Regions from separate parts of the Mus musculus genome. Here all the other regions are linked to region 3. A link is a loop called in an ENCODE intact Hi-C map of the cell type or tissue named here. Cell type or tissue: heart. All regions are shown on one strand.

Evidence for each region. Peaks named below come from ENCODE experiments on the same cell type or tissue, not always from the same donor. Only the 100,000 strongest peaks of a DNase experiment are listed, where the experiment ranks them.
Region 1: it touches region 3 in a loop (4-fold over the local background); 2 of 42 quality-filtered maps call a loop at or near these places.
Region 2: it touches region 3 in a loop (4-fold over the local background); 5 of 42 quality-filtered maps call a loop at or near these places.

The regions. Positions count from the first base shown.
Region 1 is chr6:43,274,560-43,282,559 of GRCm38, reverse strand. Arhgef5 (Rho guanine nucleotide exchange factor (GEF) 5) reads right to left here. Exons shown (of 15, transcript NM_133674.1): 2 at 7,135-8,000; 3 at 6,563-6,620; 4 at 5,962-6,023; 5 at 5,503-5,756; 6 at 2,957-3,117; 7 at 2,247-2,399; 8 at 1,833-1,962; 9 at 1,535-1,609; 10 at 1,048-1,137. Among named protein-coding and RNA genes, the nearest start is that of Arhgef5, 13 kb to the right of the region's middle. In heart, a CTCF peak has its summit at 4,098 (motif pointing right); no DNase peak of the experiment used is centred here.
Region 2 is chr6:42,345,683-42,353,682 of GRCm38, reverse strand. It overlaps Zyx (zyxin), which reads right to left and starts at 3,855. Exons shown (of 10, transcript NM_011777.3): 1 at 3,564-3,855; 2 at 3,207-3,426; 3 at 2,535-2,737; 4 at 2,321-2,413; 5 at 1,714-2,208. The coding sequence starts at 3,414. In heart, CTCF peaks have their summits at 3,003, 3,855 and 4,555 (motif pointing left); DNase peaks (open chromatin) are centred at 292, 3,112, 3,912, 4,432 and 3 weaker places; H3K4me3 peaks cover 4,996 bases; H3K27ac peaks cover 4,489 bases.
Region 3 is chr6:42,261,189-42,269,188 of GRCm38, reverse strand. It overlaps Tmem139 (transmembrane protein 139), which reads right to left and starts at 7,219. Exons shown (of 3, transcript NM_175408.4): 1 at 7,163-7,219; 2 at 5,684-5,945; 3 at 4,634-5,461. The coding sequence starts at 5,928. The coding sequence ends at 5,062. Casp2 (caspase 2) reads right to left here and starts at 4,204. Exons shown (of 11, transcript NM_007610.2): 1 at 3,992-4,204; 2 at 1,540-1,690; 3 at 1,128-1,295; 4 at 901-982; 5 at 209-303. The coding sequence starts at 4,065. In heart, a CTCF peak has its summit at 4,481; a DNase peak (open chromatin) is centred at 4,278; H3K4me3 peaks cover 3,334 bases; H3K27ac peaks cover 2,569 bases; H3K27me3 peaks cover 697 bases.

The DNA.
Region 1 (8,000 bases), 1.0 Mb before region 3:
AGGTTGGTGAGAAAGGGGAGGTGGGAAGGGATAGAGGGTTTTCAGAGGAGAAACTAGGAAAGGTGAGAACATTTGAAATGTAAATAAAGAAAATGTCAAATAAAAAAAAGTGCTAAAAAAATTCTCCTAAGGAGATTGTGACCCACAGGTTGAGAACCACTGCAAATCAAGCCATCCAGATTGTTTCTCTTGGAATCCCCTAACTACACTGTTCTCTGTGTGGACCCATGGTGAAAGGAAGGTGTGACTCTAACTTAACAAGAGATGATGTGGGAACAAATGTCTGTGAGCCCAAGGAGAACATGTCAATGAACAGTCAAGGCACAACACAGCATCATGAAAGCCAAAGATCAGGGGCAGTTATGTTATCTGCTTTCCCCTTAATGATGGTCAGAACCAAGACAGGCAGAGTGCGAATCAGGCTGGAGTTGAGGATAAGGATTTTAGGTGGGGTGTTCCTGGAGCTGCGGCCTGGGAAAGAGCTCCTGTAAAACTTAGACAAGGAAATCTGTTCTCTTTTAGAGGAGTAATGATATGTATGATCTGTAATGCACTGCAATTAAAATGTCGAGGATCAATTTCACATTTGTTTGGACAAGAGAATTTGAGGTTTATGACATGTTGCTTTGGTTAGGGTGAAGGTGACCTGATAAAATATGTGAGTCAAGCATTCCTCACCCCTAAATTTTTATATATCCTTATTCTGGAAAATTGCTTCTATCCATTTGCTGGGTGTTCCTCCTCCTCCAGTAACTACTGCCCCTCCCTCTTTTCTGATATTGCTGATCATTTCCGTATGCACATACACACAGATATAATTATAGATCGGCATCCTCTACTTTTACACCAATATGTAATAAAATCTGCATATAATTCTATGCCTCCACCTATCAACATGTCTTGTAGAATGAAGTGATCATTTGCATATTCCGGAAATGGAGAGAAGGAGAGGTAGAACCACTGGAGGCTGGATGACTGTGTTAGAGGATGGTGAGTAGGATATGTTAATGAGACGCCTAGGCAGGGAGGTGTGCAGGGACAGCTCACTTTGCACTCAAACTCAATCTTCTGGCTCAGGTAGATGAGCTCCTCTGTCCGCCGCATTCTCTGCACATTGCTGTTGCAGTCTCGAATCAGCTGTGAACAGAGCAGGGGAAAGGAAGGGGAAGATCATTGAGTCTTGCCCTTTAAGCCCCCTTAAAGGCAACCTGGAAGGATGCCTGAAAAGCTCAGTCTTTTCTACCAGCTGGAATTGTGCAAAGCAGCATTAAAGTCATGCGCTGGGATGCGGGAATACTTTATATCCCCTGAGAGAACATACGGGGATGAGGGCCTGGGGTATCAGGAACACACTTGCCAGATATGGAATGTGAAGAATTAGTTCTGGTAGATGACAGAAGGTGACTGAGCTCTCCCCTTAGTGTGGTCCCATCTCCCTTGCATTTTTCAGTCATGAGTATTGGGGGAAGAGGGAAGACTTCTCCCTGAATGGTTACATAGCCCTTATAGGTTACTGGATATATTGGCTGCCTACCTTCTCTAGGGCATGGTGTGCCTTCGTGGCCTCTGCCTCTTCTGAGGAGCCAGGCTGAGTTCTCTTCAGTATGTTCTGTGGAACAAAGAGTGGACAAGAGCCAGATAAGAGGAAGGACAAGTCAGGGACATAGTTCCAAAAGCAATGAGTTCTGAGAAAGAAAAATGTGAACAGTTGGAAATCTGTTCCCATCCTCCACATGATGTGGAAACTTCACAAATGGATGACACTTTGCCTCCAATCTCTCCAAGACCATGTCTGAGTCAAGGCAATTGAACCAAAGAAGTATCTGCCATACCTGGAGCAGCAGCTTGAGACGTGTGATGCGTTGGAAGGGCAGTATCAGAAAGGACTTGAGAGACAGGCGTTGGCAGATGGGGTCGCTCTCTAGCTTCTCCAAGACCTCCCGGAAACTGCTGTTGCTATTCCTGTATGAGTAGCAAGTAAGAAGCAAGATAGAGAGTAAAGGGGGCTCAGTGAAGGCATGGGGAGTGGGAATTAGTGGAGGATCTGGGATTAGGAAATAATGAGGAGAATCCATGTACAGGGTCCAGATATGACTGCAGAGAGGATCTGATATGGGCAATGGGCTGAAACTTCAGATGACATAGCAGGCACAAGAACATATACTCATGAGAGAGGGCTCTGGGCTGGGGATTGAGTCAAGGTCACTGCAATGTCCACTAAGGGAATGGAGAGGGATCATTCTTACATTAGACTTTGGAAGGTGCGTTCCTGATAGGTCTGGTTGGTGACATAAGGCAGGTAGACACGGTGGAAGTCTGCGGCATGATTCAAGACAACATCACACACTTGGAAGGAGAAGATGTTGTTCTCAAAGTTTTCTTCTAGGTCTGAAAGGAACCTGTGTAATATTTAAACAGTCTCATGAGCTACTGGGTCCTCAGCCCAGCATCTGTCTGAGTCCTGTATATTCTGAGCCTGCAGCTAATTCCATGAATCACTAACTTCTCCTGACTCTCCTTAGCTCTGTGCCCTTGCTATGTAGTACCAACCAACCCCTAGGTTGATACTAGTTTATTTCTGATGGAAATTAAATAGAATTCTACTATTCTATTTCTTTTTCTTCTTTTTTTTTTTTATTCTATTCTGGTTTGCCAGTCTTCCAGTGGTTCTTATAGCTTGTGTTCACTGCGGTACAAACCCAGAACATAGATAAAATCTCAATCCAGGAAGCACTTCTCACTCATCTATATCAATAGACCTGTGACCTTCCATACCCTCCTCTTCTTAGTTTTTCCTATCCCCCTTTCTACCCCTGAAGGTCATGGAGGGAGCCCAGGCCCACTTTTATCCAGAGACTCTGACAAAGAGAAGGTTTCTAAGTGGGACAAAATCAGCTGCAATCTCAATGGCTAAGCACAGCAAGGTTGATAGAATGGAGTTTGGAAGAAGTCTCACGTGGTGCTGACATCTCGTACATCCTGCAAACGAGAGAAGAGCCACTGATGATCCTGGTTGGACAGGGTGCCCCGCAGCTGGGCTGAATGTTGGAAATGATCCACAGCTATGTTTAGACTGCGCAGGTAAGATGCTTCTGACACAATCAGCTCAAACTTGGCCTAGAAGATTGGACAAGAGGAAGATTAATGAATACTTTTATGAACTGTCTGGTAGATAAAAGTTGCTGAACAATGGTTTAGGGTTGATCACTGAATTAGCTATATCTTTTCATCAGTCATAGTAATGAAACTTAGTCTAGGAGGAACACAAGGAGTATTTGAGTATGCCAGAGTCAACTTAGGGGCCCAATAACGTGAACAGAGCCTTTATGTTTTCAAGAAACTTAAAGATACATTCATACCTATACACAAATAACTGTGATATCATAGTTATGTTAATTTACCATGCGATAGTAAACATTTTACCAACAAATAGACTGTGCTGGATCTCGTAATAAGGTGGTTAATATTTTAAACACGATGAAGTTTACTTTTAGAAAAGAAACAATTAAGTTGAGCACTTGTAGAGCTTTTATTTAAAAGAAAAGAAAAAACGAAAATAAAGCCGGAGGGACAAGTAGCAATGAGGCACGAGGCCTGGTGGATCATGTCAACCGCACAGCAGGATCTAAGCCTAAAGAGATGTGAAAATGTAAAAAGGTCAGGAATTAGCTGGGTTGCTTCTTGGTTCTGTTTTGTTTCGTTTCTTAGAATGAGAATACCTTTTAGCAATGTGTGGAAGAGGCCAGAAGACGTAAGAGCCCTGCTGGGAAATTGGGTAACATGTCTAGATGGGAGATGAAGGCCTATCACTCAGAGGCATGTGGAAAAATGCACCACTCTAGTCATCAAAGAGGACTTGGAAGGCGTTGCTTATTTGCTAGAAGTGGGGTGTAAAGAGGAGGAGCCAAAGCCACCACCCTGCTTTTGGTTAGGCAATAGGTTAGATGGTGGAATCATGGACTAAGCCAGAGAGGTCTGTGTCAGGGAGAGAGAGGAAGATGACAAGCTCAATTTTATGTCTGAGGAGAGATGGGAATAAAAAGAAACAGGATACATGAGAGAAGATGCTACAATTGTCACTTAAGAATGTGCATGAAGGCTCCAGCAGAGGGAGCAATAACTCATACACATGATGAGTGGACTCCTTTTCCCAGCATGGTCACTCAGACTACTTGGAAAACAGTAAGATAGGCATCCCTTGCTGATCACTGAAATAGCCAACCACAGCTGAACTTAATATACAAGCCCAAACTATGATACTGCAGGTTTATTCTCAACATAACCATCAAAGACCACATGGCTTAAAGTGGCTCATTTAACACTCAGAAACTCAGGGTTTTTGTTGTTATTGTTTTGTCTTTTTATATAGAGTGACCACCCCACCACCACAAAGACACTTCAGCAAACACAGTTTTCAATAGGAAGAGAGTCTGTGGAAGAACACTGCAGATTCCCAAGATGCTATTTTATGAAATGAATATGTAGCGTGAGGTGGTGATACTTAGGTGGCTCTTCTTGCAAAGTCAAGAGGGATCAAGGCTAGAATCAGGACCCTTGTGACTTCAGAGAGTTCATGTCATCTTCCCATTATTTGATCAATAAACACAGGACAGGTTAGTAATTTTCTAGACACTGGTATTTTAAAATTTCCAGTTAAATTATATAACTTATCCAAGATTATCCCATTAATTGAAGCCAGGCTTACATCATCTAAATTCAAATAGTCAATATTTTCTGACTGACTGTTCTGTAGTAACCATTTATCTTTCTTATTCTCCCAGTAACTCTGTGTATCTGTTTTACAAAGGGCTTAGAGACAGCAAGGTGACTTGGCCAAAGTCAAGAAACAGATAGTAACAAAGGCATCGTGTCTCCATCACTGTTATAGAACACAATGACTTAGATATTAAGTCTACCCCACTGTGCCCTATTTTCTCCCTGGGAAGGAATGTTCTACCTCCTCCTTCAGACAAATATAAAAGCAGAATCTGCCCAAGAAAAACTTACTAATGCTCACTGCTTAGAACCAGACAAGCAGTGTCTCCTGCAGTCCTAGTCCTGGGGATGATGACCAAGCGGGGATATAGTAAAGCCTAAGTGAGATCAAAGAACCAAAGGAAAACTTTTGGCTGTCCTCTTCAAAAGACCAGCAAAAATGAGTATATGGCTTGTGTGAAACACTTGTAGATGTGGAGAGGAGATTATCTCGATGAAGTTACTCTCACACCCCTCCCAACAGATTCCAAGGCAAGGTCACTCTGTATGAGTTCAAGCCAGTACAGGAAAGAGTAGACGGCACATGCACGAGTGAGGGAAGAAGGGAATATGCTGGATTCTCAGAGCACTTCACATTCTTCAGTGTGGCACTGAGCAGTCACTATGTATCCAGGTGAGCCTGGGGTGGGGAGAACCTGCTCTTGGTGGCAGAGGTGAGGAGGAGATAAAACATTAGCGAATCTGACTTTATTCCCCTTGCTTTCCCTTGCCCTGCCCTGGTGGTACCTCTTGCAGTTTTTGATCTTCATGGGTCATGGAGAGCAGCACTGTGCTATTGCGCACCACAGGGATTTCCTGCCAGAGGGAGCCACTGGAGGCCATAGAGAGGCGCTGTAGGTAGGAGTCTGAAGAGACCAGTGCCTTTCGACGATGCCGTGGGGAAGAGAGCCCATGTGGCTCGGCCAGGCTGTCCAGCCGCTGCTGGCTCTGAATCTCCTTGTTCAGAACAACATCACTGTACTCCTGATAAAGTAGCTGGGCTACGGGTGAAGATACATAGGAAAAGGAGAAAATCCTGAGAAAACGAAGTGAGTAGAAGCCCACCAACAGAAACTGGCATCTATGGCTGACCTCTGGCAACCATTTCTCTGAACACCACCATTCAATTGCTGGCAGTCATGAGTCCCTGTCCCATTTTAGACAGAAAGCACACACAAGCCTATAGATCTGCTTTAAAGTACTCACAGGAGATGAGCTTGGAGCAACGTCTTGAAAAGCCTCCCATCCCCTCCTTTGGTTTCTTCTCCCTGTGGAGTAGGCAGGATTTGAGGTTGCTTACTGACTGTGAGACAGCAGACCCTGAGTGACTTTAGATTTAAAATCCTCTAACCTTCCATATACATGCTGGGATGACAGGACTGAAGGAAAGTTGCTTCAGCCGTCCCCATCACGGGTCCTTCCATTCAACCCTTCTTCCTTATCTCATAGTCCAGGGAGATCTTAGGACTTAGGGAGAACTTAGAAATGCAGTGGGGCATCTCAAACAATAACTCTACTTTGTAACTCAGGGGTCTTTGGGATAGTATGTGAAGGAGACTGCTTTATAGCCATATGCCTTAGGAGGACAACAGGTGACTCTGACACAGCAGGCAGAACTGGGTAGGTACAAACACCTTCCTTCTCCGCAGTTGTGGTGCCTCTTTCTTCCTCTCCTTACTTTTTAGACATAAAAGCACCAGCAATTCTCGATTCCAGGATCTTTATCCACTGAATTCTTACTAGAGAAATCTTAGTGTCATAAATGAAGACAGTACAGTTGAATTACTGAAGAGTCAGGGCAACTCACCGGAAAACAACAGAATCTGAAGAGCCAGGAAGTCTTCCCGCAGCTGGATTTCGTAAATCTGAAAAGTGAAATGGGTGGCACAACAAGGACATTTAGAGTAGGTGAAAGGATAAGCAGGAGCCACAGCTGAGCAAAGGGAAGACAGTTCTATTGGAATCTGGAAGAGAAGACAATGATTCCAAAGGTATTCTAAAGCCCAGTACCTACTGTGTCCCTGGCGCTCATGTCAGGGTAGAAATTCCAGAAGATATATTAGCTATGCCCCCAGCCTTCATGCAAGACAGGAAATGCACAAAGTAAGGGTACTTTAAGATTTTCGAAAGATACAGCAAATGAAGGAGTCTGGCAATTTCAAGAAGAAGTGAGTTTCAGGGGAAGCAGAAGATGGAAAGGTAAGAAGGGTGGCGGAACATTCTGACAGGATCATGGTGGGTCATGACTTTCTGAGCTGATGTAGGTGATGCAGGTGAATGAAGCTGCAGAGAGAGCAATAGAGACCTCGCAGATGGAAGATGTACAATCAAAAGCTTTGTCTAACATAAATGGTTCTAGAGTCTCTGCTCCTTACTTACCTGAAGAGCTTTCAGGCAAAATTGAAGGTCTACGAAGGCCTTGCCGGTTCCAGCCCTTTTGCTTGTTGGGTACCTGGCCCAGAACAACCTGTTCACTGCTACTTTCTGATGTCCTTGCTGGGTCGCGTCTGTGAGGCCAGCTGGATGCCTTCTCCAGTTGGTGGTGGAGGGGTTTTTCTGAGTTCTTTCTTGATCCTAAAGCTGACCTCCTTGTATTATTAAATTCCTCCTGAGGGGCAGATCGTCTAAATGATCCTCTCACTGGTGGCTCAGACTCTTCAGTGAGCCCTGACTCATCCTTAGTGGTAGGTCTCTGAAGGTCTGGGATCCAAGGAGTAGTAGGAGAAGAGGGACTAAGAAGGTTTGTCATGTTGCTGAAAGCCAGGCCAGGGGACACTTCATTATTACACCTACTGGTGAGAGGCAAAGATTCTGTTGATCTGCCTGTGGCTGGAGGCCAGGAGGTTCGTCCAACAGAGAGAGTAGAAGCTGTCCAGTCTTGATTATTAGGTCTTGGCTTGGCTTGACCTCCTGAATGTATAACTCCTCCCTGGATACTCTTGCTTCTCCCCCTGGACTTTGGGGGCAATGGAGGTGGTTCAGAGGAAGGATCTATGATAGGGACTGGGGGTAGAGGCCTATACATCCTTGAGATATAAGAGGAAGAGATGGAGGGATGGTAGAACTCAGGCATATCAGGAGTTGGGGGTAATGGTTTGTTGTATCTCAGTCTGGAAGGGATGGAGGTCTGTGTATGGTTGGGGCTTTCTGGGGTAGACGGCAGAGGGCGGTGCTGCCTTGCCACAGTGGAGTCAGGAACTAGGGAAAATGAGCCTTTAGAAGATCTATGGAGCCCTGAACTTAGG
Region 2 (8,000 bases), 84 kb before region 3:
CACGTCATCCACTTCTAAGAATCCCAGCCTGGGATCTTCCTCCATCCTCTTTGCAAGGCACAAGATGGCCCAAGGTCCCCGAGGCTCTTCACTTCCTGCTATGGAATTCTTGGAACACTTGTCAGCTGCCTCATGGTATGGATGGCTGTGCACACACCTCTAGCTTGAGGCCTGCCCTTGTATTACGGTCCTACGTTAGCTGAATGACAGTTCCAGCTGAAAGCAAGTGCTTGTAAAGCCTGTTGCTCAACACGCTGACATCGGGACCCCTCCTCTTCCCGTTCAAACCAGTTCCCCTTCTGCACTTCTCTATTCTGTCTGCAATACTGTTACTCCTCAGCAGACGCTGAGCCTCCCCAGCATTTGTGTCCTCCCCAGCTGCTTATCAGTCGCTGCTTCCTTTAGGCTCTTCCTTTGGAACAGCTATCATCCACAGATCGCATTTCTCACTGCAACTAATACTGCTGTGGCCCAGGAGAGAACTCATCTGCATCACAGATCTCTCTGCCTCTAATGTGCATCTCAGCTGGAAAAGCTTTGAAGTATGACTTTCACCAGTCCTCCTGGCCAAACCACACACAACTGAGAAACCATCAGTGATTCTCCAATATGCATACATACCTTATTGGAGATTTGGCTCCCTAGTATGCCTACCAATCTCCACCAATCTCAAGTACAGCACAAAGTCTGTTTCCTGTGCTTTCTGTTCTCCTAATAGCCCTCAAGTGTTCATACCCTAAAATTTCACACAAGCTCTTCCCACCTAATGCTATTCTCAATCCTTTGTGGATTCTCAAGTCCTCAAGTCATTGAAGGCAGACTAACCTCAAGAAGCTGTTCCTAAGTTGCCAGTCCCCATGTTGGGTCATAGTTTCAAACCCCTGTAACTCATTGATTCTGAGCTATACTTATTCCTTCCTTATTCCTCCAGTGTATCGGAACACAGACATTTACAGTTACCAGTAAGATTACCAGAAGGTCCCTTCAACTCAGAAGATCTCTTTCCCTGAACTAACAACTGGCAACAACTGTACTGTCTGTTTCTATTTTGAGCTTTTATGTGCTAGACTAAGAAGATAAGCTGACTTGCTCTTCACCATTGTTTGGGATGGGTAGCTATTTCAAAGTCAGGTGGGGAGGGGGGGAAGGCTCAAAGTTCACCCAATGTTACTAGGGTCTAAAGACTTGTGAGAAACAGGCTAGACATTCTACCCTAGACCTGTGACTTCAGAAGACTGAACCTGTTGGAGAGGTCTCTCGTGCCCACGGGCCCAGCCTCCATAGCACAGAGCAGTGCCTGGCAGTCAGCTGAGGCTGGCCCAGTAAATGTTTACTGGTGCTGACAATACTTTAATCTCTAGATGGGCCCTCAGGCGATGAAAGTGCTCAGAAAACCCAGGAGCCTAGGGATTAAGTCAAGGCCCAGGAATGGGAAAAACTAAGGTTGGGCTAGTGACCTCATTCTCCCCTTCAACACTCCAAGGCAGAGGCAGAAGGGAAAGTTGTATCCTCTTACTGCTAAGCCCTAGCTGCTCTACCGATTGACCCAGGCCCCAGGTAGCCCCAGACTTCCTCCAGAACTTTCTCTATGGCCTGCCAGATAACCCTACACTTCCCCCACCGCCACACCCACTCTGGCTCCTCCGGTTCTCTACCCCACCCTCTTGCCCTTTTACTCTGCAGTCCATTGGCCTCAGCCTGTGGCCTCCTCACCTGGTTTTGGTTTTGAGCTGGTGGAGGCTGTGGGTGCTGCTTCTCTTGAACTAGGGGCTTCTCCTTCTGCTGAGCATAGGTGAAGCTAGGGGGCTGAGGGGAGCCTGTGCTCACAGAAGAAGGAGCATCCGGAGGCACCATTTTTTGATTGGGCTGTGGCCCAGGTCCACTTGGAGCACCAGGGCTGAACTTGGAAACCACGGGAGTAAATTTAGGAGCCACTGGAGCAAACTTAGGTGCTGGAGTTGGTGCCTGAGAAAGGGGACCCCGGGGCTGTGTATTAGCAGAAGACACAGGCTGGGGTTGGACATGGGGCTTGGCCTGAGGCTGGACATGGAGCTGGACCTGAGGCTTGGCCTGCGGCTGAGGTGGTGGCTGGGAGCTAGAAGGGGTCTTCCAAGGAGGCAAGGGTGCTGTGCCCCCAGGGGCAGGTTTGGTACTAGGCTTGGGAACAAATGGAGTGGCAACTGGTGGGGGTACATATCCGGATGATACCTGCAAGGAGAAGCAGAGGGGAGAGAAATGCACTTAGACGAGGTTGTCATCTCTTCCTTGCATTCCCTCCTCTCCTTCTAGGCCCAGACTTTCCTACTGTCCTGCCCCTTACCCGGGCTTTGAAGGGATCGTTCTTGGTCATGTCGTCCAGCAGTGAGGACAGAGAGTCAATCTCCAGGTCAATACTGCACACTTTCTCCCTGGGCTGGAGGGTCAAGGGTCAGAGCACCCATCCCAGTCTTCCCTTGTCACCCCACTCCTCTCCAGCCCATGGAGGTGTCCCCCACCCCATCTCCAGCAAAGCTGCCCTTCCAAGCCCTCCCTACCTGCGGTGGGAGCTGGGTAGGGGCCTCAGGCCCTCCCTCCTCCTCCAGTGGAGGTGGAGGGGAGGGGAAGATGTCCTCCTCCAGAGGAGCAGGGGGGAATGGTTCCTCGATCATCGGGGGAGGTGGAGGTGGGAAGGCACCTCCCAGGGCACCCTCTGAGTCGTCGCCCTCCCCAATAAGGGGAGGAGGGGGCAAAGGAAAGTCTGGGTAGGAAGGAGAGAAAAGGCTATCAGTACCGACCCTCTTTCCTCCTCTCCTCAGACGACTGCTTTAACCCCTAATCCAAGAACTCTTTCCTGCATCCCAAGAGTGTGTGCAGACCATAACGAGGGGCTCAGGATGCCCTGGGCGAAGCAGGTCGAGTGAGAACGAGCCAGGTTGAAGAACCGTGCAGCTCCCGTTACACTTCAGAGAACGGATCCAGAGGGGAAGATTCCTGGCCCACATTCCCGCCTCCTACCCCCAGGCGGGAGACTTGGAACAGTCCCAAGGGTCCTGGCTCCCAGCCAGGAGCTCCAAGATGAGGTAAGAACATCTGCTCAGGACAGGGTAGCCACCCAGCGCCCAGCCCCCTCCGCAACAGCCTTTTCAGACAACCCCAAATTCCCCAAACCACCGACCCCCACCCCTGGCGCCCGAGAAAGATCAGGGCCCCCAATCCCAGCCGCATACCTTCCGGGGGTGGTGGTGGGATCTCGCCCACCCGACCCATCTGCGCTCTTTGGGCCCCGGCTGCTACAGGAGGCTCGCTGTCCCCAGGCCGGAAAGGATTCACTTTGGGCTTTGGGGCCACAACCGGGGCGAACTTCTTCTGCGGGGCGTAAAACGCGGGGGCCGAGACGGAGACGGAGATCGCGGGAGGCGGGCGGGGGGCCGCCATGGCCAGGCCGGGCTGCAGGGGGTGGGGTCGTCAGGTTACGCAGAGCGGTGTCGGACTGACACTCCTCGGTCTAAGCGCCCCTCGGTGACCCCACCCGCGCCTCCCCGCGTCCCCTTCCCGGGGCGGCGGAGCTTCTCCCCGCTCCTCACCGCGCGCAGGAGCGTGAGAGGCGCGTCTCGGATGACCGCCTCGGCGCCGAGTCCGCGGACTCTGCGTCCCGGTCCGGAGCCGCTTCTAGCCAAGCGGGGAGGGACGTCGTGCACGGGAAGGGAGGGAGGGGGCGGGGAGAGAGCGGCGCCCAGACCATACAAGGAGCGGCCCGGAGAGGGGGCGGGGAGAGACCGGGGAGGGAGGACCCGACAGGAAACTCCCCCAGGAAGGGGCCCAGGTCCTGCCCCGGGCTCCAGGCTCTGCAAAGGTCCGCCTGCGGCCTCCCTACTCACCACCGCCCCCGCCGGGCACAGACCACCCTTCCCCAGCACAGGCCTCTGATGTCATTTCCTGACCTGCCACCTACCCCACCTCCCTCCTCCCGACCCGCGAGTGCTGGAGAACTGACTCACTGTCCGCACTCCAGGCTGAGCAGGCTGGCTAGTAATCCCAGCGGTCCTGAAGCAGCTCAGTCGCGCACCCCGGGCCTGCCTGCCATTGACCGACCCCGCCCCTCCCTGCAGCTTCAGCTCCGCGTCCCACGTGTCCTGTGGTCAGTCCCGGAACGCAGGACTGGGATGGAACTGTACTCCTGGGTGGGCGGGGGATGGTGAAGGGACGTTGGCCCTGCGGGCACTTGGCTCCCAGGCCGGCCTTCTGTAACCCACTAGTGTGTGAGCAGGAGCCTAAGCTGGGGGAATGCTAACTTCCTGAGCTAGGCAGCCTCTTAAGGCTTCTAGGAATTCGCTTTGCCCTAGACCCGCCTGCAATAGTATTGCCCCGGGGACAAGAGTCCAGTGCTTTGAGTCCAGGAATGGAGGTACAAGGGCGAAGTCAGGGCGAGTGGTCAGACAACCTAGGAAGACCCAAATAGCCCCCGGGGACTAGTCCTTGAGGATCCCTTCAGCAAGCCTTTCCCAGTCCCTCAAGAGTCTTTGGGTTGTCAGCGCGCCCCGGGACAAAGCTCGGTGGAGCCCCCCACTGGTCCTACCAGATTCCTCAGCCTGAGACTGCCCCAGGCTACATGAAAGAGATATGACTAAGCTGGTGTCTGCTTTTCTTACTTTCTTAATCTTGCATCTTTCCCTTCCGATCTTCTTCTTCTTCTTCTTTTTTTTTTTTTAAACAACACACGGAAACTTCGTCCAAATTATAGAGTTACGAGCTAGAGCCTCTAGTCCAATATCCAACCCTCGGTGCTTCCTTTGGTTTCGCCCTGTCATCCCTGGCTGAGGCTCCAAACCTTGGCGCTCCCCATCTGCTGCACCCTACTGTCCAGTATGGTTGGTCAGTATATGTCCTTGAGCTATGCTTTAGGGGCATGCAAACTAACCCCATGAACCTAGGATAAGAAACTGGGGGATGTTACCTGAAAAGACGGCCCCAAGGGTTGCACTCAGGTCAGAGTTAATTAACCCTGTTGGCAAAGATGGAGAAACTCCGTGAGGTCAGGGAGCCTGGTTTCCAACTCAGTGGACAAGATTTTTCATTCATTCGGTTTCATTGCCTCCATTGTAAAAGGGATGGCATTTAGTTCGTTTGCCTGCTGCTTTATGTGAAGAGATAAATAACATGCCATGCCTGAAAATTCTATATAGTTCTCAGTATTACTTCCAAGTTCCAGCCTGGAAAACAACGGAAATTTCCAGCCAGTTAACCTAGGCAGCTTTCTCTCACATGCTCCCTTCTAGCTTGCCAGGCAGGTTTACTGTGTCTTAGGAGATTCAAAGCCCTCTCCTACTGTCAACCTTAAGCCTTGAGTCATATCTATGACTATACATTCATCATCTTTCCAGGCCCCGCTAGTCTCTCTTTTCTCTGTCATCTTAATGTTTCCATCACCAGTGTTTTGCGTTTCATGTGTGACCATACATGACACAAAGTGCTCAGGTAGACACACCCTAACATGCACGAGCTGGTCCTAGGCCTGTTCCTATGAAGATCTGTTAGAAATTTGATACTGGATTTACTCTGTGTGTCGGAGATTGTTTCTTGGGCTTTTCAGACCAAGAGTCATCACCATCCTTCTAAATATGCCTGTATGGGGAAATGGAGTTTCCAGATAACTTTATAAGAGTAAAAGCCACCTACCCTCTAAAAGCCTCTTTAAGGAACATCGGAAAATAGAGTCTGTTTAATTGTTGGCAGCTGAACCTATTTATAAATCAAGAATAGGAGAGTGTGTAGGCAGACTCAATTTCACAGACAACTAAGAGCATTCAAGATGCAGAATATTAGAGCTTAGAGTTTTAAGCCAGCCGTTTTAAGTACAAATTAGAAACAAAACAGAATTTCTGAAAGGGTCAGAGTGACTGGCCCAGGATTTCTCAGGTGGAGGTTAGAGTCAAATGTTCAACATCCTTAATCATCAGGGAAATGCAAATCAAAACAACCCTGAGATTCCACCTCACACCAGTGAGAATGGCTAAGATCAAAAATTCAGGTGACAGCAGATGCTGGCGAGGATGTGGAGAAAGAGGAACACTCCTCCATTGTTGGTGGGATTGCAGGCTTGTACAACCACTCTGGAAATCAGTCTGGCGGTTCCTCAGAAAATTGGACATAGTACTACCGGAGGATCCAGCAATACCTCTCCTGGGCATATATCCAGAAGAAGCCCCAACTGGTAAGAAGGACACATGCTCCACTATGTTCATAGCAGCCTTATTTATAATAGCCAGAAACTGGAAAGAACCCAGATGCCCCTCAACAGAGGAATGGATACAGAAAATGTGGTACATCTACACAATGGAGTACTACTCAGCTATTAAAAAGAATGAATTTATGAAATTCCTAGCCAAATGGATGGACCTGGAGAGCATCATCCTGAGTGAGGTAACACAATCACAAAGGAACTCACACAATATGTACTCACTGATAAGTGGATACTAGCCCAAAACCTAGGATACCCACGATATAAGATACAATTTCCTAAACACATGAAACTCAAGAAAAATGAAGACTGAAGTGTGGACACTATGCCCCTCCTTAGAAGTGGGAACAAAACACCCATGGAAGGAGTTACAGAAACAAAGTATGGAGCTGAGATGAAAGGATGGACCATGTAGAGACTGCCATATCCAGGGATCCACCCCATAATCAGCTTCCAAATGCTGACACCATTGCATACACTAGCAAGATTTTACTGAAAGGACCCAGATGTAGCTGTCTCTTGTGAGACTATGCCGGGGCCTAGCAAACACAGAAGTGGATGCTCACAGTCAGCTAATGGATGGATCACAGGGCTCCCAATGGAGGAGCTAGAGAAAGTACCCAAGGAGCTAAAGGGATCTTCAACCCTATAGGTGGAACAACATTATGAACTAACCAGTACCCCTGAGCTCTTGACTCTAGCTGCATATGTATCAAAAGATGGCCTAGTCGGCCATCACTGGAAAGAGAGGCCCATTGGACACGCAGACTTTGTGTGCCCCAGTACAGGGGAACGCCAGGGCCAAAGGGGGGGAGTGGGAGGGTAGGAGAGTGGGGGTGGGTGGGTAAGGGGGACTTTTGGTATAGCATTGGAAATGTAAATGAGCTAAATACCTAATAAAAAAAAAAATAAAATAAAAAAAAAATAAAATAAAATACAGACAGCAAGAAGAATTTACCCTGATGATTCCTGGCGGGTTTTCCTAAGCAAGCATTTCTATTTGATGTTCTTGGGTAGTATGAGTGATGTGTAGGAAGCCAATCAATGTCTCCACTTCAAGCATGTAGTAAACCTGGGAGAGGAAGCCAGAAAATGGCCACTGACCTTGGCTACTAAAATATCCTTACACACTTCCCAGGCTTTATATCCATTAGATATGAGAAGCCCCCACCCCAAAGGTATACACTACAAAGTGTGACATTCCAAGCATTCATGGAAGAAACAGCATAGTGACCAAAGAGAGAATTGCAAAGCAACGATACTATGAGAAGTTTTATCAATATGCTGGCTATAAGCAGACAAAAGAGTAACGATATGACGCACTACGGTAAGCATCAGTGTACTGCTGAAACATCAACAATGACTGCAATAATTGCTCACACTCATGCTAGGTACAGCTCAATGGTACAGTGCCTGCCTAGCATGCATGACACCTCGGGCTTGATCTCCAGCAGCACACCTATGTGCACACATAGCTAACTAGATGTTGGATTCTTAACTCCTAAACGACATAATTTTTTGTAAGACAGTATGTTGGTTAGTTTTTTGACAATTTGACACAGCTAAAGTCATCTTGGAAAAAGGATGCCTCAAATGCCTCCATCGGATTGCTTTCTAGGCAAATTTGTAAGACATCTTCTTGATTGATTGATTGATTGATTGATTAGATTATTGCTTTTTTCGAGACAGGGTTTCTCTGTGTAGTCTTGGCTTTCCTGGAACTCAGCCTGTAGACGAGGCTGGCCTTGAACTCAGAGTTCTGCCTGCCTCTGCATCCCATGTG
Region 3 (8,000 bases):
ATAATAACCCACATCCCAAAGGCAGACAACTCCCCAAATCCAACCTCCTGTATTTTTTTTTTTTTAAATCACACTAGGTAACAAGGAGAAGCCACAGAAGGCATCAGTCATCGATGACATTCTCACAAGGGCAAAAGCAGCAAAACACTCAGAAGACCAGGAAAGCCTCTCAGTCCCCTCCTCTCTTCTTGAAATTATGTAAACTCACCAGCTGGTAGTGTGCCTGGTAAAACTCAGGAGTGCATGGCTTCACCAGAAGACAGGGAGGACCATCACCATTATCTAAGGAGTGTTCCGTAGCATCTGTGGGAGAATGCCAAAAGTTAGTACACATTTCAGCACTGCTCCTGTAACTTCATTAATTAGTCATTTTAACTGTAGGGCACACTTTAAATGTAGGCTTTAACGTTTATTTCCTCTAACATGTAAGCTCAACGCTTGCACAGACCCTGTTGGCTTCTGTTCATCACTAGCCCCCGCCCCCCCCCCCCCCCATGGCTTCAAACAGTAGATACTCAACTTGCTGAGTGGTAGAAAGTGCTTCTGAGACAAGCCTGGTTCTAGTCACCTCACTGCAGACAGGGAGCCCTGAATCTACATCCCTGCTTTTCTTGTTTGGCTTTACAGAGAAGGCAACTCAAATCATACACAGTAAATTGCATTTTCCATCTCCATAAGGTACACAAAAAAAGCCAATTATTTTGAAGAATACTACATATGATGGAAGGGAATGGATCCAATTTATATCCCTCTAACCAAACCAATCTTGCTTGCCTGTCAAAATTCATAAGGCCCTGTTCCTGTCGTGAAATTCGTCTCACTTTTAGGGAAAAGTCAGATACTAGTGGAAAAGCAGGTTAAGTCAACGTGGGAGGTTCCTTTTGTCCTTTTCATTCTCACCTGTGGATAGGCGGAGCTGCTTGTGAGGAGGGCAGGACTCACACACCGAGAAAGGGAGACTTGTGTCATAGTCACAGCTCAACTGAAAGAAATCAAAAGACTCACCATGACCTCAGAGAGATGGTTCTGTCTTAACTAAAATCAAGTTTCTCTTTCCCACACCCCTTGCTCTATATATTTTCTGGACAAACTAACCCACCCCAGGCTACAGTCCTAGGGCTTCATACCGGTGGGAGTACGTGCTGAATATCTGAGAGGGTTGTGAGCAGTAAGTCTTCCAAGTGACCCTGCCTGGTCTCCCGCAGGGCTTCACAGAAGGCATCAAAAGCCTGGGGTCCTCTCTTTGGCAGCAGGTTGAGGAGTTCCACATTCTGGCTGAAACTGCCCCCTTTGGCCTAAGGAACAGGAAAACAATACTAAATTATATTTATCTAGCTGTAATGCTATTTTTCCACGTGAGGTTCCTAGAGTAGCGTGCTCATTCATCTTTGCAATTCCTCTTTACAGAGTGAGAATGCACAGACAAGGTTTTCTATCAAACTCTCAAGCCGGACAAGGGCATTCCTCTTCCTCAGCACACCCTTCTCCAAGCCTGCCTCAGACCAGTTTATCTTCCTGGAGCCTTCCCCACCCAGATACCTGGATGAGCTCCCTCATTTCCAAAGTGATAATGTCCTTCTCTAGGAGGTGTTCTAACAGCTCGCTCAGCAGCAGCTGCTTGGCCAGCACCACTCGATTCTTTTTCAGTGTTTCCTGGTGGTCAGGATGCATTCCACACACTGCCAAAATCCTACAGAAAGAAGGCAGACACAGGGACTTTCAAGCGTAAGCCTGAACACAGAAGAGAAGTGGATAAAAAGCACACACAAGGCACATTTTGTTAAATCTCTTTACATCAGAATGTACTATGCAGTAATATGCTGACCCTAAGGACATAAGGTATAATTCTCTAGAGAATGTTTGCATCAGACTATCTGAGATAATGATCTGATTAGGAGAGCAAAGAGCCAACTTGGTCAAATTAATATAAAGAAGCACAAACACATCCAAGAGAAGAAACACTTCTCTGACAGACAAGCTTTAGTGTTCAGAAAACATGACATACTTTTTATCTTAGAAATCGAACCTAAGTTGAAAATGATCTTAGGACAGGAATAAAGTAATAAAAACCTAAAGCTAACACCCATATCTCTAAGACACACACACTTGCTCTAGATGGCTCACATAAATATCAAAAATATCTTACATTTCCATGATAAACTAATACTAAAAAGTGATCAAAAATCCTACAAGGTATGGGTAAGTGAAACTGAGTGAAAGCCACAGAAGGTAGATACTAATGGTGAACACGGTATAAATTGTAATCACAAGGACAGTGTAAGCAATGGTTAAATTATCTTGGTAATTTAGTTCCCAGCAATAAATGTATTTAAAAGATTCCATAGTTTTTCCTCTCAAATTTGTAAAGAGACCTGCTTATGCTCAAGAATGGTGAATACCATTTCCAATATACATCCTTTATGTGTCCAATGAATCTCCCTGATCTTATTTAGTATGAAAAAATGCTTAAGTCTGATGACAATGGAGTGACAGTGTAACAGTTGACTTTATACATCAGAGATTTTTAGATGAATCCCGATTTCAATGCAGGTAAAATATAGGAGCACAAGTAAGCACCTTCAATCACTGAAATACCACGCACTGGTCGAATGCCCCTTGTATAAAGGCTCCTTTAAGTCCTTTCAGGCCACAGTTAGATGGAAAAATAGGGTCCTGAGAAACTGCATTAGCAAGAGGTATTGACGCAGAGTAAATATTCAGAATGTACCTGCTATTTCAAAATTCACTAGAATTTTAACTGAGGTTTTAAAATTCATGCTCTACATGAATTTAAAACCTCAGTTAAGAATCACCTTACAAGACAACACAGTAATGGGGATAAATACAGGACCTTGGTTAAATTAAAATGAATACAGCAGCTGTTAGCTGGGTTTATCATTAGGTATATAATGAATGGTAGAGCAGAGTTCTTAGGTCATTAGGAAGATCCATTTCTTAAGCGGCTTCATTTCCTCGACTTCCACTCTACTGCTCTCTCCAGTTTCAGTTGGCTAGCCATGTTCCGGTTTCCTGTAGAGGGCACCTGACCTCTCCCCCAACACCTCATTCTCTTTGACAGGACTAGACCAGGAGACCAAACTCATTTTCAGTTTCTGATTCTCTTGCCTCAGGCATCAGGATGCCAGGATTACAGCCTTGTAGCCTTTAAATGCTGGCCCTGCACTAGGACACCCTTGCAAAAAAATAAAGGGGAGGGGGCTTTTCTCTAGACAATTGCATCCTCAGGTACAATTTACTGACTCCAGTTCTAAATCCTCTTATGTCCCAGGCTTGAATTTTTAACGAAGCAGTCGTCACCGTGTTTTATCTGAGGCTCCACCTACTCCGCACACCTGCCACTTCCTTTTATCTCAAACTACCAGGCTTAAAATATGAACTTTCCCGAAGTTTCCAGTCACCTGGAATTTTAGGGCACCCATGAAAAGTGGAATGGAGAAAAAGAACACCGAGAGGTTTCTAACGCTTTGATTCCGTGTCCTGTAAGAGTTCCCGTTTCTATATTAATGTTAGAGGTCTGGACAGGAAACAATAAAATTGTGTCGTCCTGTGCAATGTTTTCATCGAAACTGACGGAGGAGGCGGAGAAACGGGAACCATCTAATCCTCTCAAAGGATTCAAATCCCCCAAACCTGTGTGGAACTCTCTGACAAACATCTATTATATGAGAAAGCAGTGCAGGGCACGAGATAGTCAATCCAAGTCAAATGCGCCCAAGGCCGAGCTGCGAAGTCTCTGGTTTTTAAAGAGAAATGAGTTTAAGTCCTCAGCTAAGAACTGGAAGGAAAAGCCGGAGCATCTCTGGAAAAGGTGAGATGCCGCAGGCGAGAAGTAGCGCGGGACGGACAAGATCGCTCTCATAGACTCCTCTGCGCTGGACAAAGGGAGGCTGCTGCAGCCCCTGTACACGCGGCACCAGGCCAAGAAGCCGCGCCGCTCGCCTGGCCGCCTCCCCTCCTCTGCCCTCCTCACCTGCTCCTCCTGTCAGCCGCCATCAGCCCCTTCCTGTGCAGGGAGGACTGCGACCTCCCGCTCGGCGCCGCCATTTCCAGCTTTTCCCGGGCTGCACACGCACCACCCACAAAACAAACAAACGCTGGGCCGCGCCAGCCCCCGCATCCCTCCCCCAGCCTCCCACCGCGCCGCGCTTGCGCACGGCTCCGCCCGACGCCAGCAAGCCCCACCCACGCCGGGACATGCGCAAGCGCACACTGCTCGCTGAGGCTCGCACAGCCCAATGGGAAGAGAGGAGGCGCTAGAAGGAACGGGAAGGGGCGGGAAAAGAGCGAGGGTTCTCCTACTCGGGGACCTGATTGGCTATCGATTCCCGCGGAAACCGCAGCCCCCTCCCCTGGTTCCTCCGACCCCTCCTGAAGTAACTACAAGAGACCAAAGGGGCTGGGCTTCCCTTGTTATCCTTGTTCGCCTTGAACTTCCAGGGCCAGGATGCAGGGAAGACGGAAAGCACTAGGAGGCGCTCTTCTCCCAGGCTGGGGCAGCTCGTGGTCGCGCTTTTCCTACACAAGTGTCCTCTCATTCTCTTATCTACCAGTTGACAAGGCTATAAAGTAATGCGGATTGCCTGCTTGGTATTGAAAACAGGAGGCACTGGAATTGGAATTTGATTCGAGTTATTTTTATGTTTTTACTAGCATCCCGTTCTTGTGCAAACTATTCAGCTCCCCTCAACCTTAGAAGCTCTCATTATCTTGGTAGGTAATACCCCATCAGGAATCTCAGGGAGACTTGGTGTCTACAATAGAAGAAACACAGCAGTCACTCAGAGGTATCCCTCCAGCTTCTCTTGGTAACTTATCTCTTTCTCATCTTCCACCTTACTCTGGAAATACTGGTCATCAGATAGGTTCCAGAATGTTTCCAGAAGAATCTAGGTGTGCCATTTATCTGTGAACGACATGCCACAGCCCGACTCCCCGCTGCTTTGAAGGCCTCGATTGTGATGTCCGGGTAAAACCAGTTTCTGATCCAATAGACACTAGGAAATGCTGGGCAAATGAGTGCACAGGTTCTGAGGGCACCACTTAGGGAAGTATCCATTTATCTTCATAGAAAACACTGTCATCATCAGCATGAGCAAAACTGATTTCATAGGCAGGAGGTGGAGTACTAGGCTCCAGTTTGGGGGCCACTCTCATGCTTTGCAGATCAGGAGCAGTGGCCACAACTCGTGGACCCCTAAGTCGAAGAATTCTTCCAGGGTTTCCTCTGGCAGTCATTGTCCCCTCTGAGCCCACTCGCCTTTTCAGACTGCCTGTGCTGGGACTGTCTGGTTGGCTAGGCTGTGCCCCCTCAACTCCTGGGGATATTATGATACTGCTGTAAGGGGGTGGTTGCTCCAGCTCTTGGAGGTGGCTCTGTGGTTGTGAATCCATCACCTCTACAGCCTGTTCATAGGTTGGCACCTCAAAAGCTCCATTGTCTCTGTGGGAGAAGAAATATGGTCGTTAGTGGGTACCTGAAAGAAGACCCCCTTTTTCTGTTCCACCATTCTTGCAAAAGACCTCTCTATTGTCTGCTGACCATTGCTCTTAATGATACCAGTGACAGAGGAAAGCAGAGTCTATGCTTAAGAAAGGATGGGCACAGAGGGAACGAGGGCCTTGCGTGTCTTCCCGTCATCCTGCCCATCTCCCATCGACTCACTGCGCTTGGCCTGAGGCCTCTGGATTCTCAGTCTGCCTGGAGCTTGGCATCGATCGGGAGCATCGTTCCATAACACAGGCCAGGAGGCAAGCAACAAAGCAAAAGCCAGCCAAGCAGAGGAAGAAGTAAGCAACAGGGGCGACATCAGACTGTATGACCAGTAAAGCCAGCCCCAGGAGGAGGGAGGCACTGCTCAGGAAGAGAAATGGCTGCTTCAGTTTCCCCAACAACTGTCTTGGCACCATGGCCCCTCCCAGGGCACCTGCAGAAAGACACACAGTTGTGTGTTAGCTAGTGATCAGCACTGCAGTAGTGCCAGACCCCAAAGTAAAAGTATTATGCTCTTCTATTTGGATTCCCAGTGTTCAATTCAGTCTGAAACAAATGATCTTCAGGGCCTCTGGCAGCTCCATTATTGTCTCCTATTATTATAGGTTATTGCTTTGGAAAGCTGGGAAATTAGTTCAGTTCTGATTCTCAACTCGCAGATGAACAGATGAACGTAGTGTTTCATAGCGCTGCCTGCATTCTTTGCTCTCTCTCTCTCTTCCCTGAAGTCTCTGTTTTAGCTCCCAACTACACCATGCTGGATCCAGGGCCAGCCACCTTACCTGTGAAGAATAAAAAAATAATAATGACTGCCCTGAGAACATGGGCCCCAGCCCCTGGCCAGATGGCCTAATTCCCCTTATAAAGCCTGCTGGAAAATAGGGTCGTGGTCGGACTCCTCTACCCCTGCGTGGTGTATGGGTCTCGACCTCAGCATGCTGGTTTGTGTGCCATTAAAACCTCGTGTGTTTGCAGCAAGCTTGACTGTTGTGACTTTCTGGGCTCTCGATTCCTGAGACTGGAGTGAGGGTCTCCCTTCAGGGGTTCCTTCACCTGTGGCCTCAGTGCACACAGGAATCTCTGGAATCCATATGATGGACCAAGCTTTGCCCTTTTCCTGGTTAGGTCAGACCTCTATTTTTCTCTTCCCAGCCAGAGGGCCCCCAATATGACTCTAGGAAGAGTACTACTCATCACTTACCAGTCAGCCTGAGCGTTTGCTGTCAGCCACAGTTGAGCCAGCCCATGCTCTGGATGGAGGAAAATGTGAACCCAGACACAACAAGGCCACAGGGATACCAAGTAAGTGGGGAAGAATCTTAGAAAGGCCTAGAGCAACCACGAGTGGTCATAATGTGACTTTTCTACACCCCACGTAGAGTCCTGACCTAAGCCTCCTCCTGTAAATCACTCATCTCAGATTTCAAGTGTCCTGCCAGCACGGAGGCTGGAGAGTTGATAAGAAAAGGGACACCTTTTCTCTCAGAAAACAGCAACAGTCAATCTCAAGACAGCTCACACCAGGTAAACACCCTGCCAGTTTCCTGAACTCAGTGTTGCAAGAATTCGCAGACCCTCTCCGCCCACACCAGCCCGACTCCCACGGCCTGCGCCCCGCCCCTTGTAGAGGTCCCAGGAGCTCGGGCTCACCTGTCTCCCCGGGACGCCGAAAACCTTGGCAGACTTGGAACACCGGGAACAGAAGGCGGAGCCTACTTGCCCCACCCTCTCTTTTGCCCCTAATCCTTCCTTCAAGCCTAGTCTTTCTCCACCCCTTTCTCCCAAGACTGACCTCCTGTTACTGCTCCTCAGTTTCCACTGTGAAGTCCTGTCCCCTCCCACTCCCGATGGTCTTTGTACTTAGGACCAGAGTTGGAATTACTTTTTTCCTCGGCCTACTCAAATCATCTTGAGTGCTAGTCACAATCCTAAGCACAAAGTACCTTCTGATTTGTTTTGTACTTGTCTTAACTGAGAGCCTGGAGCAGAGACCGTGGTGTATTTACACTGTTGGGTACACGGGGAGCCATGGTCGAAACTGGAGCGGCATATCATGCCTCTGCTGCTGTCTGTGGATGCTCTGTCTCAGGAATCGTCGGAGGTGTGCTCTTGCTTCCCAGCAGGCTTTTCACAAATCCTATGTCTAGATGAAACCTGCTTTGGAGTCTGCACTGCTTAACCACACCGTTCCTGTCTCTGTCCCAGCTTTTACCTGATTATATAGTGTTTTATGTTTATTTACTGTTCTTTTACTTTGAGCATTATAAGAAAAGTGATTTTTTTCAATGTTCTTGGAATCCCTGTAAAAAGTGGATTCTTGACACTGGGTAGAGCACACCCTTAAGTTTATGCTCTGATCAGAGCTAGCCCCACAAAGGGTTTCATTGCACCCTGTGGCTCCCATAGCTGCTCTAAGGCTCTATTTGTGAGTTTGGGCTGTGAGGAAGTGTGAGAGAGAGAGAGGTGGTCCGCTGTGTCCCTGTGGACT